Linked DNA regions of Homo sapiens: regions 1, 3, 4 and 5 are each linked to region 2. Evidence: chromatin contacts called from ENCODE Hi-C or POLR2A ChIA-PET data. All regions are on one chromosome and are shown on one strand. Each heading gives the region's core, a stretch centred on a gene start or an enhancer-like site at or near the end of the contact. The rest is flanking DNA. Distances are from core to core; before and after follow the strand shown.

What was found. A loop is a pair of places that touch in the nucleus more often than their neighbours do. ChIA-PET counts read pairs that join two places held with the same protein, here RNA polymerase II (POLR2A). Pooled maps may share reads with other maps.
Region 1: a loop to region 2 is called in a map of B cell, with 14 times the contacts of the local background. The contact joins the enhancer-like site here to the promoter of KLF9-DT in region 2. A Hi-C loop is called at or near these places in 1 of 168 maps with a recorded cell type or tissue (B cell), 4 of 37 single-sample maps with no recorded cell type and 7 of 50 pooled maps.
Region 3: a pooled map shows a loop between it and region 2 (10-fold over the local background). The contact joins the enhancer-like site here to the promoter of KLF9-DT in region 2. A Hi-C loop is called at or near these places in 4 of 50 pooled maps.
Region 4: a loop to region 2 is called in a map of CD4-positive, alpha-beta memory T cell, with 6 times the contacts of the local background. The contact joins the promoter of FXN here to the promoter of KLF9-DT in region 2. A Hi-C loop is called at or near these places in 1 of 168 maps with a recorded cell type or tissue (CD4-positive, alpha-beta memory T cell) and 7 of 50 pooled maps. POLR2A ChIA-PET finds 5 or more read pairs at or near these places in 2 of 52 experiments (naive thymus-derived CD4-positive, alpha-beta T cell and naive thymus-derived CD8-positive, alpha-beta T cell).
Region 5: a map with no recorded cell type shows a loop between it and region 2 (10-fold over the local background). The contact joins the promoter of LINC01506 here to the promoter of KLF9-DT in region 2. A Hi-C loop is called at or near these places in 2 of 37 single-sample maps with no recorded cell type and 4 of 50 pooled maps.

What each region holds. Positions count from the first base shown.
Region 1 is chr9:68,639,244-68,643,042 of GRCh38, forward strand. The region is part of intron 4 of TMEM252-DT (TMEM252 divergent transcript); the gene reads left to right. Among named protein-coding and RNA genes, the nearest start is that of PIP5K1B, 64 kb to the right of the region's middle. RefSeq lists a silencer at 1-32. Within about 2 kb of position 1,293, at least 3 of the 41 ENCODE cell types and tissues checked have a DNase peak (open chromatin) inside an H3K27ac peak, as active enhancers do; they include B cell, where a contact is called at or near this core.
Region 2 is chr9:70,412,159-70,416,022 of GRCh38, forward strand. KLF9-DT (KLF9 divergent transcript) reads left to right here and starts at 2,032. Exons shown (of 4, transcript XR_001746710.3): 1 at 2,032-2,252. It overlaps KLF9 (KLF transcription factor 9), which reads right to left and starts at 2,499. Exons shown (of 2, transcript NM_001206.4): 1 at 701-2,499. The coding sequence starts at 1,205. It overlaps LOC124900273 (a long non-coding RNA gene), which reads right to left and starts at 648. Exons shown (of 2, transcript XR_007061576.1): 1 at 192-648. RefSeq lists silencers at 264-456, 1,192-1,371, enhancers at 532-641, 980-1,833, 1,662-1,741, 2,082-2,211 and a promoter at 1,548-2,350.
Region 3 is chr9:68,894,349-68,898,135 of GRCh38, forward strand. PIP5K1B (phosphatidylinositol-4-phosphate 5-kinase type 1 beta) reads left to right here. Exons shown (of 16, transcript NM_003558.4): 8 at 1-290. Among named protein-coding and RNA genes, the nearest start is that of PABIR1, 120 kb to the left of the region's middle. RefSeq lists an enhancer at 1,801-1,950. Within about 2 kb of position 1,868, at least 4 of the 41 ENCODE cell types and tissues checked have a DNase peak (open chromatin) inside an H3K27ac peak, as active enhancers do.
Region 4 is chr9:69,034,246-69,038,046 of GRCh38, forward strand. It overlaps FXN (frataxin), which reads left to right and starts at 1,507. Exons shown (of 5, transcript NM_000144.5): 1 at 1,507-1,702. The coding sequence starts at 1,538. RefSeq lists silencers at 1,396-1,865, 2,448-2,742 and an enhancer at 2,026-2,075.
Region 5 is chr9:68,545,352-68,549,710 of GRCh38, forward strand. LINC01506 (long intergenic non-protein coding RNA 1506) reads right to left here and starts at 1,251. Exons shown (of 4, transcript NR_109769.1): 1 at 1,208-1,251; 2 at 366-485; 3 at 150-273. The region is part of intron 2 of TMEM252-DT (TMEM252 divergent transcript); the gene reads left to right.

The sequences.
Region 1 (3,799 bases), core at 43-2,542, 1.8 Mb before region 2:
GGTGAAACCCCGTCTCTACTAAAAATACAAAATTAGCTGGGCGTGGTGGCGCATGACTGTAATCCCAGCTACTCGGGGGGCTGAGGCAGGAGAATTGCTTGAACCTGGGAGGCGGAGGTTGCAGTGAGCCAAGATCGCTCTATTGCACTCCAGCCTGGGCGACAGAGTGAAACACCGTCTCAACCAAAAAAAGAGAGAGAGAGAGAGAGAGGAAGAAAAAAAAAAAAAAGCCCACAGCCTGTTATAACAGGGAGGCACTGAGGCAGAAAAGTTAGCATTATGGGTTACTTAATTTCCCTTTTTTTTTCTTAACAGTAAAATGGGTATAACAGTCATACCTACTTCATGGAGACTTTGTCAGGTTTAAATCAGATAGTGCAGAGCCTAGCATATCCTAAGAGTTCAAAAAATATAGCTACAGGTAGGTTCAGAAATTAGAAAAGCAATTGTTCAAATACCGGGGGAACAACAAACATCTTATAATTAAAAGGCTCAACTGGGTATATTTCCAGAGACAGCTGAGCTGCTATCAAGTTATTTTAAAGGTATTTTATGCTAAGTACATAGTTCACAGTAGAGATAGACACGTCTACTCATGCTAATTTCTATGCAGTGGGGCAGGGGAGAGGAATTAAGAGTTAAAGCAATGGAAAGGAGTGTGCTTCTGGGCCTGAGAAATCCCAGGTGGGAGGTGACTCTGGAAGTCAAGGCCATCATTGCTCTCTCCTACCTGAATCAAAGGAATGAGTAAATTGGAGACAAATTGATAGAGTTCCAAGTAATGAACCCGAAAGAGTTTCATTGCTTTATATTCCATTACGAGGAGAGTGTAGGGTTGAGTATGCTGACCTGCAGTGAAACTGTGTTTTATTTTTTCCAACAGAGGCCCCATTTCAACACAGGCAACATTTCCTTTTTTCTGAGGCTGCTTTGGGGAAAGCAGAAGGGAAAACAAGCAGGCAGATTGGACGTTACTGAGCTGAAATCATCTGGGCTCAGAAGCATCTTGTGAGATAGCAGACGGACTCTATGAGCCCTTGTGTCCAACTTTGGCACAGGGGGCTTAGGGGGTCCCACTCTTTGGGAAATGACTTTGGTCCACACTAATGTGCTCTATTAAAGGAGCTCCAGGAATCCTTTGAATAGGATTCTAGCAGTTTCTAGCAGTTGCTGGTCCTATCGGAAGTATCGTAACACTAAAATGCAGCTCCCCTAGCCACTGCATTTAGGGTAAGAGTACCACATGTAGCAACCAGGGGCATCTTGTTCAAAGCCTCCTGTTCCAAATTTAACTTGTGTTTTTGGTGAACTTGGTTGTGGGTGGAGTTGACACCTGCCAAGAAGGTCCCAGGTTGATCCTATTAATAGGCATGACTGTAGCTAAGGAAGTTACAGTGCTAAGTTGCACTTGGTTGAACTATAGCTTTGAATGTGATGATCCTCCTCGCCTGAATGAAAAGAAAAGAGAACCACCTGCAATTAGATTCTACAGAAGCATGTGCTGAAATACATACAGGAAACTTTGCAGGCTCAACAATGACAAGCTGAAAGTATTAGGAAGATGATAAGGTACACATCCTAATAATAGTATAGTGAACATTTCCTGCCTCCTTACTCTGTGCCAGGTAGTATACTCAAGACCATAGCTGTATTATGTCACAGTCCTTGCATCACTCTGTGTGGTATTTACTAAGGTCTTCCTTTCATAGTTGAGGTACCTGAAGCACTGAGGGGTCAGATGCCTGCCTAGGTCACACAACCAGAAAGTGCAGAGGCAGGACGTGAACACAGACCAGGTTCCAATGTCTCCACTCTTTCTATCAAACTGCCACTCTTAGTCTCTAATGTAAGCTTCATTGAACCAACACACAAAGCACCTGCTGGGTGTGGGGCAATGTATAAAATCCCTGGGGGCACAGAAAAGAAGTATAAACTTGATTGTGCTTGCAATATATTTCCAAAAAACCAATGAACTATTTGTGTGGTAAGTAATTGGATTAGAATAAGGGTCATCTCCCAAAGAAAATAGAAATCCTTCCCAGGGTGGAGACCACATCTGTTTTCCTATCCAGAGAGCTTTGCTCAAAGGCCTATACCTCCCAGGCTCTGGACAAACATCTCTTGATGCTGACGGGAGGGACATGGTGTCATAGAACAAATCAGGTCTTACGGCTGAAGGTCCTGAGTACTGGTCCCAGCACTACCCCAAATTTGTCCAGTGCCTTTGGCAAGTTAACTTACCTCTCTAGGGGTCAATTTCCATGTCTACAGAAAAGAAATAATAAAAATAAAAGTTAATGTATGCCCTAGCCTACCTCACAAAGTTTAGTGGCGATGAAATGCAGTAACTATACAAACATGCTATGGCTGGGTGTGGTGGCTCATGTCTGTAATCCCAGCATTTTGGGAGACCACGGCGGGTGGATCACTTGAGATCAGGAGTTCAAGACCAGCCTGGTCAACAGGGTGAAACCCCATCTCTAGTAAAAATACAAAAAAAAAAAAAATAGTCAGGTGTGGGGTGCACGCCTATAATTCCACCTACTCAGGAGGCTGAGGCAGGAGAATTGCTTGAACGCGGGAGGCGGAGGTTGCAGTGAGCCAAGATTGCATCACTGCACTGCAGCCTGGGTGACAGGGTGAGACTCCATCTTAAAACAAAACAAAACAAAAACCCAAAATGTGCTATGCAACACTATAAGGAATTTCTTTATGAGCTTTATTCCTTGAGAGTGCTGCAGAAAATCACCGGAGTGGATATCCCTGAGAGCTAAGCGCTTGGGTATGACTTCATGAATGAGGGGGACAACTGAAGCTATAGAGTCTTGTGGATTCTAGAATCCTTAAACTGGCCAATTCTCATTTTATGTTTGAAAGCCTGGAGTGGGATGTGAAGGATGTGATACAGAGTTGTCTCCAGCTTTGGGTTCCAGGATCTCCTTGTTTGGTGAAAGGAGCCTTGACATTTTTCCTTCCTGTAAACTTTGCCATCTTCCTTCTCTGCTTGGCAATTCATGCCTAACAAGTGACATTTCCTAGGGGCAAGATAGCATAACTGTCAAGAATAGGGAATTCCTATTATTAATTTTTTTGGTTTACTTGTAACCACCCAGTGGGTTCACCTTGCCTGCTGCCTAGACAAAGCCAATTTATCAAGGCAGGGGAATTGCAATACAGAAAGAGTAATTCACGCACAGATGGCTGTGCGGTAGATGGGAGTTTTATTATTACTCAAATCGGTCTCCCTGAGCATTCTGGGATCAGAGTTTTTAAGGACAACTTGGTGGGTAGGGGGAGGCCTGTGAGCCAGGAGTGCTGATTGGTCAGAGATGAAAGCAAGGGAGTCAAAGCTGTCTTCTTGTACTGAGTCAGTTCCTGGGTGGGGGCCACAAGATCAGATGAGCCAGTTTATCGATCTGGGTGGTGCCAGATGATCCATTAAGTGCAGGGGCTGCAAAATATCTCAAGCACTAATCTTAGGAGAAGTTTAGGGAGGGTCAGAATTTTATAGCCTCCAGCTGCATGACTTCTAAATCATAATTTTTAACCTTGTGGCTAATTTCTCAGTCCTACAAAGGCAGTCTAGTCCCCAGGCAAAAAGGAGGTTTGTTTTGGGAAAGGGCTGTCATCATCTTTGTTTTAAACTATAAACTGTTTCTCCCAAAGTTAGTTCGGCCTATGCCCAGGAATGAACAAGGACAGCTTGGAGGTTAGAAGCGAGATGGAGTTGGTTAGGTCAGATCTCTTTCACCGTCTCAGTTACAATTTTGCAATGGCTGTTCAATCATTCTAAATCTCA
Region 2 (3,864 bases), core at 782-3,281:
TGGAGGGTGCGACCTAAGTCACATGGCCAAAAAAAAAAAAAAAAAAAAAAAAAAAAGTCAGCTCTGAAACCTGGCTCATCAGGAGGACTCATGAGTGAAGTTAACCACCATTACTTGATCAGACTCCTATGCTGCCTGAAGCCGGGTTATTTTAAACCTCTCGGGGGACTCCCAGCCAAATTTAAAACCACCTTGGCAAGCCCAAAAAAGTAGCAGGCATCCAGTTAAATGAGTCCTTAGTCATCCCTAAAAGGCTCGAAGTAAAGTGCGCCGCGTCCCCCCTCGGTTTCAACCACTTCTCTGCAACCCGACAAGAGAATTAAATAAAAGATACGCCATCTGACTTCCCCGCTGCCAGCGTCTCCCAGGTGGGGTGGCCCCACCGTCGCGGGGTGCGGGAGAGTCCCGGGGGCGGGGCGGGACAGGGGAGGGGCGGACACCACTCCCCGCGAAGCCACGCACCGCACTCGCTCTGCCCGCCAGTTTAAGGCTCTCCGTGGCTCCCGGAGGCCGGGGACAATTAAGGAGAGAGTGAGCTTTCCGCCAATGCACATTTAAATTATTTAAAGAGTTAAACCGCATCTTATCCAACATGTTTGCACCCTTTCGGCCGAGTGCAGTGTCCCGAACGCCCAGGAACGCTGCCTGGCCAAAGGTTAACTAACCCCAGAGCTCCGGGGGAGAGGGCGACGCCGCTAACCTGTATGCACTCTGTAATGGGCTTTGAGATGGGAGGATTTTCCATAGACTTTCCCACAGCCACTGTAGGGGCACTTGTGCCTCTTTTCGGAGGCGTGTTTCCCCTTCGCAGCCACTCCAGGATGGAGGAGGGAGAGCGGGCTGGGCGCGCTGCCAGGATCCTGTCTCTCCTCCGGGCTGTGGGAAGGACTCGACCCAGATTCGGTGGTCACGTCGCTGTCGGATCCCATATCCTCATCTGGACTTTCCAGACTGTCGCTGCACACGGAGGGGGTCTGGATGGGTCGGTACTTGTTCAGGTCCAACAAGCTCTTGGCGATGGTGACCAGTGTGCAGTAATCCTTCCAGGTGTCCCCCGGGTCACCGTGCTCCTTGGTCACCTCGCGCTCAGGTAGTCGCAGCCGCTCGGCGTCCGGAGCGACCCCATGCTCCGGCACCGCAGCGCGGTTCGAAATGGAAACCAGACACTGGGCAGCCACGAAGTCCATGTAGGCGGCCGCGGACATGGTGCGGGCGACGGCAGCCCAGGCGGCGCGGACAAACTTGGCGGTGGCTGCGGAGGTTCGGCTCGCCCTGCCCTGGCCTCGGACGACGAGCGCGGCGCGGCGCGGCACGGCGCGGCGGCCAAGGGGGCGGGGGCGCGGGGCGCTTCCGACTCGCAGGAGCGCCGAGGCGACCTCAGCCCCTCATCTTTACGTAACCGGCAGCGCCTCCGCACGCAGCATCCACGGCCCCGGGCTCCGCCGCGCCGCCGCCTCTAGCCGCCGCCCCTGCCCCGCGCCGGCCGCGATCCCCCGACGGGCGCGCCGGCCCCTCTGAGCCGGCTCCCTTGGAAAGATGCCACACGTGGCGGTCGCAAGTTTATTCGACTGAAAACGCCCCCGAGGCGCTGGGAGAGGAAACTGCAAGAGAGGTGCACGCCCTCGGCCGCCTCGCCGTCGAGCCAAAGCCCCAGGACATTCACCCGATCACCCCGACGCGGGTGGCGAGGGTCCCGCCGAGCGCCAGGTCTAAGAGACACTTTTTCCCGAGTCCACTGACGGCTTCTGAACCCCTGCTCCGGCCGGTCCGCACCGTTCCGGCATTCTCTTGCTCAGTAACAATTTCGCAGAATCCCATCACGTCACAAACCAAACCCCCTCCAATTGGCCAGTGGGGAGGGTGATTCAACTCTGTTTACTTTCTCCCCCTGCCAGTCAGAACGGCCTTCGGTGGAGAGGTGCGTCTAGAACTGAGGCGTGCGGCCAATCCGACTGTTCCGTTTCGCTGCCTCGTGCTACCCCTACAGCCTCGAACACTGACATTTAAAAGGGTAACAGCTGGGAGGCAGGGAAGGGGCAGCCGCACACTTTCGGAGTGCCTCGCGGTCCCGTGGCCGGTCCGGGCCTCCTGGCTCACGTTCCAGCTTGCGGAGCTTTGGGACACATCTTTCCTAGTCAGTTGCGCTCGTTCCTATGGCAAAAGAGAACTTCAGCTTCGGTTTTCCAGCTCCCAAACAGTTAAGTGACTTCCTGCAAACGCTACAGTCCCAGCAACCAGCCTTCCAATCAAAAGTAAGTTGGTTGATGTCACTGGCATTGGCTCGGCCAATCACAAGGGCGTTCCGAAAGCAAGCGCTCGACACTTGTAAACGCGAAGAGCTGTAGTGAAACTGGACACATCTTTGTATTTTGTGTTGCTGGTAGTAAATTTGAGTTATGGATGAGAGGACAGGGGTGATGAATAAATGCAGTGTGAATCTATAATTAAAAAAACCCCATTATGTCAGGATAAGTCCAAGAATAAACACAAATGAGTAAGAATTCGTTTTGTTATATATTTTTTGGATGCAGCATACTTTGGGGCAGATGTTTAAAAATTCTTCCATCCAATACATTAACTATGACCAATTCATCTTAAAAATGCAGTGCTAACAAAAGTTCTGGTTTTACAGCATAGCCTTTTTACTGCCTGAGATTCTTCCATTGAAACATCCCATCTTTGCTTGTCATATCTCTTAATTCCTCTACTTCTCTGGTGCAATTTAGTCTAAATAAATTCTTTTAGCTTTATTTGGAGGCTATTTTTAACCCACTTTCAGAAAAACGGAGACAAAAACCATTCATTTGTGTAACTTTTATAAAAAACCCACCATTCTTAGCTCTTTTTCTTTCCAGAGCCCCTGCATGGTTTTTAGGACATGTTTCTCTTCCCTCACTTCACAAATGTGGAAACTGAGTTACAGAGAAGTGACTTATTTATCTTATTAGACAGATAATGATAGAACTCAATAGAAACCACAAGTCTCCTGATTTCTAGCTCTTTGTGCTTGCAACTAAGCCCTTTTGGTTTTGTGAAATATTAACTGTGCAGAACAGATTTTTAGGGACTGGAACAAGCTGGAAATCCTTAGCCATGGAATACTGTGGCATTACTTGGTCAACAATTAGTATGGGTCTTGGAGTCTGATTAACTTGGTTTACCCCTCCGTCTGAATTAACGATGTGGTTGTTTTCCATCTTGATAGCTAGAAAAGAATCTAGGGCTAGTTCTTTTTGCAAGAGGCATACTGTCAGCACAATTCATTAAAAATAATTCACTTTCGTGAATGTGAGAGGTACCTGATTCTATGTGATGCAGATTCGGTGAGTTCCAACCCTGACCCCCCACTGGCTATTAACCTTTGTTAAGAGAAAGTTACACCAGGTTCTGGTCTCCGAGGCAAGGGTCTCAAATTGACTCTACCAATGTGAGATCTACAGTAGTTTCTTTTGACTTTGTTTTTAAAGTGGTACATCAAAAATAATAATAATAAAAAAAAAGTTAGCCAGGCGTGGTGGCTCGCACCTGTAGTCCCAGCTACTCAGGAGGCTGAGGCTGAAGGACTGCGTCAGCCTAGGTCAAGGCTGCAGTGAGCCCTGATTACACCACTGTACTACTCCAGCCTGGGCAACAGAGCAAGGCCCTGTTTTTTTTGTTTTTTTTTAAATCATAACTAAGGGTGGCTCAGGTAAGTAAGAGTATAATAGATTTTAATTAAAAAATAACAAACCTGACAAGACCAGTTCAATAAAAGTGTACAGCTTAAAAAAATAAAGAAAACAACAACAAAAATATTAAAGTGGTACAGGGAAGATATTGCAGTAGGTGACTGCAGGTGGAAGAAAGGTGTAGATAGGGGATACT
Region 3 (3,787 bases), core at 618-3,117, 1.5 Mb before region 2:
AGAATCCAAGGACTCTTTTGCCAAAATTTTACGGACTGTATTGTATGCAATCAGGAGGCATTAATATCAGGATTGTGGTGATGAACAACGTTTTGCCACGCTCCATGAGAATGCACTTTACATATGACTTGAAAGGCTCAACGTATAAGCGAAGAGCATCCCGTAAAGAGAGAGAGAAATCCAACCCCACATTTAAGGACTTAGATTTCCTGCAAGACATGCACGAAGGGTTGTATTTTGATACGGAAACATACAACGCGCTTATGAAAACACTTCAGAGAGACTGCCGGGTAAGGAAGTTTGATTGTTGTGATTTCCTTTGAACTCTGTGCTCATGTAAACTGTGGCTGCCACTTATTGAAAGCATAGAAATAAGGAATGTCCAAAGTGGCAGACATGTGGAATCCTATCTTTCCCAATCCTGGCGCTGAGCCATGCTTCCCTGATATTGAAGGAATTGGTAGATGATAAGGGAGTTATCTAGAGTCCTTAACCTACATCTCTGTTGATTTTACTAATAAGCTAAGTCAGCTTTCTTTGATAAAATGAAACAAGAAAGCTTTGTTTTCTTTTCTTTCTCCGCTGTGGGGAAGATAGTTTAACTAGAAAGAAATAGAATTTAGGTTTAATGTGGTGTTGAGTAAGAAAAGCCGTATAGAAATCTTGGAAGAAGTAAGACTCGAACTGGGGAGACAAGTTTAAAGAAAATGTACTTGGGATTAATAATGGCTCCCTAGAGATCAGTGTGGATGCAAAACTATGATATGAGCAGCACGTTTGCTGAAATTATTTTATGTGGTCTGAATAAGAGGTGAGCAGGAATGAAGCTTGCCAATTAGGGCAGACACCATTCCATGCAAACTTAGCTGGAGTGATTGTCCAAAGTGGGGAGGAATTCCCCCAGGCTGCAATGCTTTAAAAAAAAAAAAAAAAAAAAAACTAAGGGAAGATTTTTTCTAACATGGTGAAAAGAGATAAAAATTTTTTTAGAGAAAAGAAAAATGCAGTGCTAATAACTTCTGAAGGATAATAATCATGGGAGAACCGTCCAGCCACTTGGCTAAGTTGGGTAGTGGAGGTGGGCAGAAAGCATGATGGCACAGGCTGTGGTTTTCTGCACTTTCCATGGGCCTGGACGGATGACCCATGTTGTTATAGGGGAGGGGAGACACTTCTCTGCCAGACCCAAACTCACGTGAAGGTGAGGAAGACAGTCTGACACCCCTTCTAAGGTATAAAGTAGGGAATTTCCACTAAGGAACACAGGTCTACTGTTTCTGTTTTTTTTTTTTTTATTTCTTCCTTTCTGCCTGTTATAGCTTGCATGATTGTGCACAAAAATGTGTCCTTAGAATTGTTTTTCTTTATTGACAGAGATGTTACTCCTATTGTTTAGCTACCGTTTATTGAATGCTTACAGTATGCCAGGTTAGTCTAAGGTTTTTTTAATGCATCATTTCACTTAATTCTCTCAGCAATTCTTTGGAGTCAGTACTATTCATACTTCCATTTTAATTGCTGAAGAATTGGGTTCTTAAAGAGATTCAGAAACTTATCCAGCATTACTTACCAAGTCAATGACAGAGCCCACATCTGTTTGGGTACAAAGGCATGTGCTTCTAACAACTAAAACTTAAAGTCTCACTCTGAGGATTTTTTTTTAATTATCTTTTCAGAAGTCAGGGAAGGAGCAGTAGGAACCAAGCAAACAGACGAACAAAAAACGTCCAGCAGATATTCAGATATCTGAGTGGATTTGAGTGATGCATGTTTTTCTATTCAAAAAACGTAAAAACAGAACACACATATTTTAGTAGAAATCTTTTTCCTGTGTTTTTTCTGCCCTTTACAGGATGTGGGTAAAAAGTGACTCTCAATTCCCCAGAGTTTAGTGTCAGCCTCTCCAGTTTTAAGTTTGCTTTCTCTTTTGTGTGCTTCTTGCCTCTTTAGTATGGAAAGCCTTTATCTGCTGCCTTCTAATACCACATGCTTCTCTGCCAGAAAAAAAAAAAAAAGCAAATGTAAAAGAGCCATTGCTCAGGATTTGTCTATTTATTAGTGTTTCCTGAGCTCAGGACTGAGACCGCGAGGTCAAACCAAACTTTTCATCACAAGTGAGACCCTGGAGATTTGCCTTTTTATTTTTTATTCTTTGGCAGGTTTGTTGTTCTAAGGAACATAAAGGTCAAGGTAGAGGTATCCTGAGGCTAACTCCCTCTTACTCACTGCATTTGCAGTTGTACAAGACACAGATCCTGGACATTCTTCAAAATATGTACATCTGCCTTCAGAAAGGCTTCTCTTGGGCTGGTATGGGAGTGTGTAAATGCTGAGCTGTAGGGGAACTCAGCTCCCTTCCCTGATCTGTCCTGACCATGACCAAGTCCTCTGGGATCTGGATTCAACAGCTGGTGCTCTGAGCAGAGCTGCCTCAAGGAAAGCCTATTTCTGGAATGGTGAATATTAATATTTAATAGTCAAGGGCCTCTTAGTAAATCGTATGAATGCTGTGAACTCTCCTCCCCCCAAAAAATGCCCATCCTCGTGATGGATCGTGAATCTCTTGGAGCCCGTTGTTCCTTCCCTTCCTTCTTCCCCAAGGCTCAGAATCCCCTTCCTAGAGTTACCTCTCTCTCTCTTCAGGTCATCCTCTGAAAGGCCAACTCACTGGATGATTGCAATAGGATATGTGGTTGACATCGCCCCAATATTGCCCTTGCTTTGCAGAGCTGAGCCTCAGTGCTGGCTGAGGGGCTGCAGAGACCCAGAGGGTCTGCAAGGTTAGTCTGAGCTGAGGCCAGCACCTATCAATCAGGAATCTCCTCTGCTAAAATTCCTGTGAGACAGTATGGCTAAGGCTCTAGAAACAAACCAGTTAGAGAAATGTATTACTGTATCAGCACCCCAGGCAGAGAAAGGTGAACTAAACCTATATTAGGATATATGCTTCTATTCACTTATCAGCACATATTGCAAGCACACTACATGCCAAGCATGAGGTGCACGACCTTTATTTTTTATCAATTGCCATACAGTCTAGTATGTGCAATGATATTATATTGTGAAGATTAGAGTAGGGAACATTGTAGCTTGCTTTTAAAGGATGAGAAGCTTTCTCCGGATAGGCAAAGCAGTAGAAGCATATTTCTAGGATAAGAGAACAATAGGTATGAAACAATGGGTGTGAAATAGCACAATGTGTTCCGGGAGCTATAGTTGTTTGGTTTTGGGGCAGTTAATAGGGAGAGCATGTGGGGTAGAAGAGGAAAGTGGCCACATAATATGAGAGCCACATATTGTCAGAAGACCCTTTCTGGTGGTGCCAGGGAGCTCTTAAGGACTTAGCAGTAGCAAATCCAAGAATCCCAGACCTTTGGACCCCAGCTTCTTTGTTGTTCCCAGACGGATTTGTTAAGCCTCTTAACCTATGGCTGACCTCCCCCTGCTTCTTGGCGCCCCCACCTCTCCTTTCATATTTTGGCTTGACATCTCAGACCCTGGAATTCTATTTCCTTTAGCATGAGTGCTGGCCGGAAGGGCCAGCTTGACCTAGCTTATTCCCTGCTCCCCATGGACTGCTTCCCTGACTGCCAATCAGAGCTGCCGTTTCTGAGCTCTGCGTCTGAAAAGACCTGAACAGCCTCATCCTGCACTGAGTCCTCCTGACACATACCATCTTCTCCTGGCATCCTTGTGGCAGCCCCTGAGTCCCTTTGCCTGGCTTCCCCAAGCCCAGTCCCAGACCCCTGTGTATAATAAGCCTGCCCTTTGGGATGGTTCATTCCTG
Region 4 (3,801 bases), core at 257-2,756, 1.4 Mb before region 2:
AGCATCCTAAGTATGTAAACATGTCTCTCTTCACGATTCACAAAGTGGCTTTGGAAGAACTTTAGTACCTTCCCATCTTCTCTGCCATGGAAAGTGTACACAACTGACATTTTCTTTTTTTTTAAGACAGTATCTTGCTATGATGGCCGGGCTGGAATGCTGTGGCTATTCACAGGCACAATCATAGCTCACTGCAGCCTTGAGCTCCCAGGCTCAAGTGATCCTCCCGCCTCAGCCTCCTGAGTAGCTGAGATCACAGGCATGCACTACCACACTCGGCTCACATTTGACATCCTCTAAAGCATATATAAAATGTGAAGAAAACTTTCACAATTTGCATCCCTTTGTAATATGTAACAGAAATAAAATTCTCTTTTAAAATCTATCAACAATAGGCAAGGCACGGTGGCTCACGCCTGTCGTCTCAGCACTTTGTGAGGCCCAGGCGGGCAGATCGTTTGAGCCTAGAAGTTCAAGACCACCCTGGGCAACATAGCGAAACCCCCTTTCTACAAAAAATACAAAAACTAGCTGGGTGTGGTGGTGCACACCTGTAGTCCCAGCTACTTGGAAGGCTGAAATGGGAAGACTGCTTGAGCCCGGGAGGGAGAAGTTGCAGTAAGCCAGGACCACACCACTGCACTCCAGCCTGGGCAACAGAGTGAGACTCTGTCTCAAACAAACAAATAAATGAGGCGGGTGGATCACGAGGTCAGTAGATCGAGACCATCCTGGCTAACACGGTGAAACCCGTCTCTACTAAAAAAAAAAAAAAATACAAAAAATTAGCCAGGCATGGTGGCGGGCGCCTGTAGTCCCAGTTACTCGGGAGGCTGAGGCAGGAGAATGGCGTGAAACCGGGAGGCAGAGCTTGCAGTGAGCCGAGATCGCACCACTGCCCTCCAGCCTGGGCGACAGAGCGAGACTCCGTCTCAATCAATCAATCAATCAATAAAATCTATTAACAATATTTATTGTGCACTTAACAGGAACATGCCCTGTCCAAAAAAAACTTTACAGGGCTTAACTCATTTTATCCTTACCACAATCCTATGAAGTAGGAACTTTTATAAAACGCATTTTATAAACAAGGCACAGAGAGGTTAATTAACTTGCCCTCTGGTCACACAGCTAGGAAGTGGGCAGAGTACAGATTTACACAAGGCATCCGTCTCCTGGCCCCACATACCCAACTGCTGTAAACCCATACCGGCGGCCAAGCAGCCTCAATTTGTGCATGCACCCACTTCCCAGCAAGACAGCAGCTCCCAAGTTCCTCCTGTTTAGAATTTTAGAAGCGGCGGGCCACCAGGCTGCAGTCTCCCTTGGGTCAGGGGTCCTGGTTGCACTCCGTGCTTTGCACAAAGCAGGCTCTCCATTTTTGTTAAATGCACGAATAGTGCTAAGCTGGGAAGTTCTTCCTGAGGTCTAACCTCTAGCTGCTCCCCCACAGAAGAGTGCCTGCGGCCAGTGGCCACCAGGGGTCGCCGCAGCACCCAGCGCTGGAGGGCGGAGCGGGCGGCAGACCCGGAGCAGCATGTGGACTCTCGGGCGCCGCGCAGTAGCCGGCCTCCTGGCGTCACCCAGCCCAGCCCAGGCCCAGACCCTCACCCGGGTCCCGCGGCCGGCAGAGTTGGCCCCACTCTGCGGCCGCCGTGGCCTGCGCACCGACATCGATGCGACCTGCACGCCCCGCCGCGCAGTAAGTATCCGCGCCGGGAACAGCCGCGGGCCGCACGCCGCGGGCCGCACGCCGCACGCCTGCGCAGGGAGGCGCCGCGCACGCCGGGGTCGCTCCGGGTACGCGCGCTGGACTAGCTCACCCCGCTCCTTCTCAGGGCGGCCCGGCGGAAGCGGCCTTGCAACTCCCTTCTCTGGTTCTCCCGGTTGCATTTACACTGGCTTCTGCTTTCCGAAGGAAAAGGGGACATTTTGTCCTGCGGTGCGACTGCGGGTCAAGGCACGGGCGAAGGCAGGGCAGGCTGGTGGAGGGGACCGGTTCCGAGGGGTGTGCGGCTGTCTCCATGCTTGTCACTTCTCTGCGATAACTTGTTTCAGTAATATTAATAGATGGTATCTGCTAGTATATACATACACATAATGTGTGTGTCTGTGTGTATCTGTATATAGCGTGTGTGTTGTGTGTGTGTGTTTGCGCGCACGGGCGCGCGCACACCTAATATTTTCAAGGCTGGATTTTTTTGAACGAAATGCTTTCCTGGAACGAGGTGAAACTTTCAGAGCTGCAGAATAGCTAGAGCAGCAGGGGCCCTGGCTTTTGGAAACTGACCCGACCTTTATTCCAGATTCTGCCCCACTCCGCAGAGCTGTGTGACCTTGGGGGATTCCCCTAACCTCTCTGAGACGTGGCTTTGTTTTCTGTAGGGAGAAGATAAAGGTGACGCCCATTTTGCGGACCTGGTGTGAGGATTAAATGGGAATAACATAGATAAAGTCTTCAGAACTTCAAATTAGTTCCCCTTTCTTCCTTTGGGGGGTACAAAGAAATATCTGACCCAGTTACGCCACGGCTTGAAAGGAGGAAACCCAAAGAATGGCTGTGGGGATGAGGAAGATTCCTCAAGGGGAGGACATGGTATTTAATGAGGGTCTTGAAGATGCCAAGGAAGTGGTAGAGGGTGTTTCACGAGGAGGGAACCGTCTGGGCAAAGGCCAGGAAGGCGGAAGGGGATCCCTTCAGAGTGGCTGGTACGCCGCATGTATTAGGGGAGATGAAAGAGGCAGGCCACGTCCAAGCCATATTTGTGTTGCTCTCCGGAGTTTGTACTTTAGGCTTGAACTTCCCACACGTGTTATTTGGCCCACATTGTGTTTGAAGAAACTTTGGGATTGGTTGCCAGTGCTTAAAAGTTAGGACTTAGAAAATGGATTTCCTGGCAGGACGCGGTGGCTCATGCCCATAATCTCAGCACTTTGGGAGGCCTAGGAAGGTGGATCACCTGAGGTCCGGAGTTCAAGACTAACCTGGCCAACATGGTGAAACCCAGTATCTACTAAAAAATACAAAAAAAAAAAAAAAAGAAGAAGAAGAAGAAGAAAATAAAGAAAAGTTAGCCGGGCGTGGTGTCGCGCGCCTGTAATCCCAGCTACTCCAGAGGCTGCGGCAGGAGAATCGCTTGAGCCCGGGAGGCAGAGGTTGCATTAAGCCAAGATCGCCCAATGCACTCCGGCCTGGGCGACAGAGCAAGACTCCGTCTCAAAAAATAATAATAATAAATAAAAATAAAAAATAAAATGGATTTCCCAGCATCTCTGGAAAAATAGGCAAGTGTGGCCATGATGGTCCTTAGATCTCCTCTAGGAAAGCAGACATTTATTACTTGGCTTCTGTGCACTATCTGAGCTGCCACGTATTGGGCTTCCACCCCTGCCTGTGTGGACAGCATGGGTTGTCAGCAGAGTTGTGTTTTGTTTTGTTTTTTTGAGACAGAGTTTCCCTCTTGTTGCCCAGGCTGGAGTGCAGTGGCTCAGTCTCAGCTCACTGCAACCTCTGCCTCCTGGGTTCAAGTGATTCTCCTGCCTCAGCCTCCCGAGTAGCTGGGATTATCGGCTAATTTTGTATTTTTAGTAGAGACAGATTTCTCCATGTTGGTCAGGCTGGTCTCGAACTCCCAACCTCAGGTGATCCGCCCACCTCGCCCTCCCAAAGTGCTGGAATTACAGGCGTGAGCCACCGCGTCTGGCCATCAGCAGAGTTTTTAATTTAGGAGAATGACAAGAGGTGGTACAGTTTTTTAGATGGTACCTGGTGGCTGTTAAGGGCTATTGACTGACAAACAC
Region 5 (4,359 bases), core at 1-2,500, 1.9 Mb before region 2:
ACCAATTACTTGTAATTTTAAACAATTTTTATTACTTGCAGTTTCCCTCCTATTTATGTTGCAGTATGCCCTCTTTCCCCACACTCACTAGTAGTAATAACATTTTTGAAAAAAAGAAATGAAAGCAGATGTACACTTGCTTTACTCACAGTGAAACAGCATAGACATGGAGAGAAAGCGTCTTGTTCTTCAGCCATCTTGAAGGTGTAGAAGAAACTCAAGCAGAAGAGCAGTTGTAATAACAGAAGAGAAAATCAGGCCACATTCTCAGGGCTGGGGCAAAATAAAAAGAATGTAAGAAAGAGGCAGTCAAACACTAAGAAGTTGCCTTGAAGAGTCATTTCAGGAGACCTTTGGCCCTTTACCTGAGCTGTATCCTATCTTCTGGATCTGCCTTCTCTCCCATGCCAACTTTTCCATTTTCTCCCCCTTGCCACTACTCAGCACTGATTATGAGAGTAAGGGGCCATTTAAAGGTGGCAACACTGCAGAAGAGAGAGACTGATGATTCACCAAAGTTCACAGACAGTATGAAACTGATGGGAAAATGGATACGCTGGAGGGGTATGGTTCACACCTCTAGAGAGAAAAGTTCTGGGACTCAGTGGAGGCCAAGCCAAAGTCCCCCATCACTGTTTCCATCTCCTTCTCAAGAGATCCACCAAGGAAATGATACCTTGCTTTTAAACTAGTCTATTTGCTTATTATTCTTCCTCTTAAAAATTCACCCATCAGGCCGGGTGCGGTGGCTCATGCCTGTAATCCCAGCACTTTGGGAGGCCGAGATGGGCAGATCACGAGGTCAGGAGATAGAGACCACCCTGGCTAACATGGTGAAACCCCATCTCTACTAAAAATACAAAAAACATTAGCCGGGCGTGGTGGTGGGCACCTGTAGTCCCAGCTACTCAGCAGGCTGAGGCAGGAGAATGGCTTGAACCCGGGAGGCGGAGCTTGCAGTGAGCCAAGATCGCACTACTGCACTCTAGCCTGGGCGACTAAGAGAGACTCCATCTCGAAAAATAAAAAAATAAAAATAAATTAAAAAAAAAATTCACCAATCAGCAGAAGTGTCTGACATAGCAGTAAGCAACAACATGTTATTTGGTTGACAGCCAAATTATCTTAAACCATAATCACTCTTTCAACACTGTTCCTTTGAGCATGACAGATCCATGAGGATTGTTCTGAACACTGAGTGCCTTACCTTGCACATCAGAGCCCCCAAAACCTCACCCTTCTTTCAGTCTCCGGTGCAATACACAAATGCCTTAGAACTTCTCACAGCCCTATGCACTCTAGTTTCTGTTTACCAGGCACATGGGCCAATACCCTTGTTTCGAAAACAGGAAGAGCATTGCTGTGAATGAGAAGTCAGTGGGGACTTTGGAAGGAAACTAATGGTGTGTAGAAGCTGTTGCATAGGAGGGACATGGGGCCAAGAGCTGAGGCAGACTGGCCAGATTTCAGAAGGTCACTTTGGTTTAGGAAGTGAGGCTTTGTGGGAGGCAGGGAAGGGGCGCATAGGCGTAGCAAGAGATGTCAGCCCTGCCTGATTTCACGGTGGTGATTACTGAGTGATTTCTGGATTAGCCTTTCACACTTGAGGGTTCACTGAGCACTGGCCACTTCCTCCTCTTTTCCATTCTTGTTTTCTTTGCTTTTGAAACTGTCCACCCTCCCTCCTCTTCCCCCACTCAGGAGAAGATTTATATGAAGGCTTTTTTTTGGTTGGCAAAGAACAGCTTCTCACAAAGTGCATGGCACAGTAAGGTAAGCTGATGTGAGAGCAGCACGTGAGGCCCCACTCACCCTGGGTGGAACCTAGTGGGTCTCTGGGCCAGGGGACTCTGTGGAGACCAGGACTAGGTGGAACTATGGGGCAGTTGCCTAAAGTGCAAAATTTGTTGGGGGTTATAGGGGGTGGGGAGGGTGGAACTTAGTAATCAAGAAAAATCATATTTTCCAGCAATGTTTTAAAAAATCTAATTGGCAGAATATGGCTCATGGGGCAGCAGCCTGTTTCTGTAAATAAAGTTGTGGTGAGGAAATTTGGTCCTGTCTATTGGCCAAACAGAAAGATAAATTTTGTTCTAGAGGGAGGTCAATTTAATCCACAAATAAGCCAGAACAAATTTAATTTCTTTGGGGATCCTTGGAAAACTGAAAAGACCACACTTCCATGGCCACTTTGGATCAGAGCAGAAGCCTCAAGCCAGGGCAGAATCTGACTGCCTGCATTGACACCACCTGGCATGATGGGCAGGGACTTGTAAATAGGAAGCAGTTTCTGTGCCCACTTTATGAAATTCTCTGTAATATTCTGTTTCCCTTTTCTCCACTTCCTAGTTTTAATACTCTTGAATAACTTAAGTGATAGCAAAATATGTGTTGCTCAAAGATTTAGTAGAACTCCCTCATAAAACCACTGGGTCCAAGACCTTTTTTTCTCTTACTTTTTTTTCCTTGTAATTTTTTATTGACTGCTAGGTACTGTGTGTAGGATAGTAGAGACTGAGATAAACAGTAGATATGCCATGCCTGAACATGGGCACAACTCTGCCATTGCTCACCTCTCGGTGTAGGGAGTTGAGCAAATCTAGTCAAGATTTGGGCTGAGTTTGGGTTTTGTTGTTATTATGGTTCCCTTCAGTGCACTACTGGCTTCAAATTCCTCTGGTATTAACTGGTGCTTGGGGTGAGGGATGGCTTGCTGAAGGGTTTTTTTCAATGTTCCTCCTCTATCCTCAATTTTAGACCTTCACTGAGTACTCGCACCTGAGTGGGGTGGGTCTTCATACTCTTGCCTATTTTTTCAGCAGCAGACTATGCTTATTACCTGATGCTTGCTAGCTGGGTGGTAGGGGGAGGGGGTTTCTCTGTTGTCTTGATCCACCTTAGTCTTATGCAGGCCTTAAGATCCTGGTGTTGGAGACTGGGGCTTTCTCAGTGAACCTACTCTTTCTCCAGCATTAGTTTCCTCTAACAATCTGACCTCAGGATAGTTCCCTGATCCTCCCTTACAGAGGGCTTTTTCTTTTCACTTTTTCCAGCCACATGGGTTTCGCCTGTGCCCTGGGGGAAGGAGGGTTTGCCACCTCCCGACTCTAGCAGCTCAACAGAGTCCAGCTGGGGCTTGACAATTTCCTGCAGCAGCTGGGTGGAGATCCACTGGAGAAGAGCCCAGAAGTGGGTGCAAACCCCCATCGTGTCTACAGCTCCTAGTGTTTCTGTACTCCCACATTAGCCCACATTTGGCATCTAACAATTAGTTAAAAACTTCAGCTGAATTATTCTTACGATCTTGTATGACATTTGTGTCTCTTATACCTGGGCCCTGTCATAGGAGAGCCAGGGCTTGTGTCCCGGCTTCCATTGGAGGCTCCTGTCTTTCCTTAGATTGAAGCTATTCACTTGCCCTGTAACCTCAGCTCCCTGATGGAGTCAAGAAATATTATGATTTTGTAGGTTGTCAGGCATTTTCTGGTTGTTAGATGAGAGCAATACTCTTTCAGGCTTTCTAACTCCTGGGCAGAAGGGGGGATATCCTTGGCATCATTTCTTTATGGTAAACTTCAATTAGTTTTTCAAATTCTCCTAAAGGTTTTAAGGTTATCTCTTCTCCTGAAGTCATTTTTTATAATTTACAATTTCCTAAAAAACATTCCACTTACATGCCTACAAATTCTCTTCACACACACACACACACATAACGTTCACTTATAATATAATATATGGTTATAATATTATATGCAGTATTCAATTATAATTTTAAAGTCTTATCTGATTTTCTAGGTATGTCACCTTTCCAATTCTTAACATTGCTATTTGTGTCTTTATTCCTTTTTGTTTTTTTGATGAGACTAACCATAGCTATTTCATTAGATTTTTCAAAACTACTTGTTCATGTATTGATCTAAGAGTCAGCATTTGGTTTTATAATCATTCAGGCTTTTTTTAAAGAAAGATTTTATTTTGTTTATAAATTTATATTTCATAAGTTTCTGAAGTTATCATCAATAATTCCTCTAGTCTACTTTGAATTTTTTGTCATTTTGGGATAGTGTCTTCAGTAAATCAGGCCTTTTTAAACGATTCTATTAGTTTTATGATTCACCAGTTTTTGCTTTAATCTTTAACAATTTCTTTAGTCTACTTTTAATGACTGTTTTGTCATCCTTTTTGCAGTATGCTTAATTTATCTCCAATCTTGTTTTCAAATAAATATAATTAGTGCCACCCATTTGTGTCACTTTGACCCAAATCACACACATTTTTATATGCCATGCTCTCATTGTCAGTCATTTCCAAATAATAAGTAATTTCACATAATATAAAAATGAGCAAAATATATAAGCA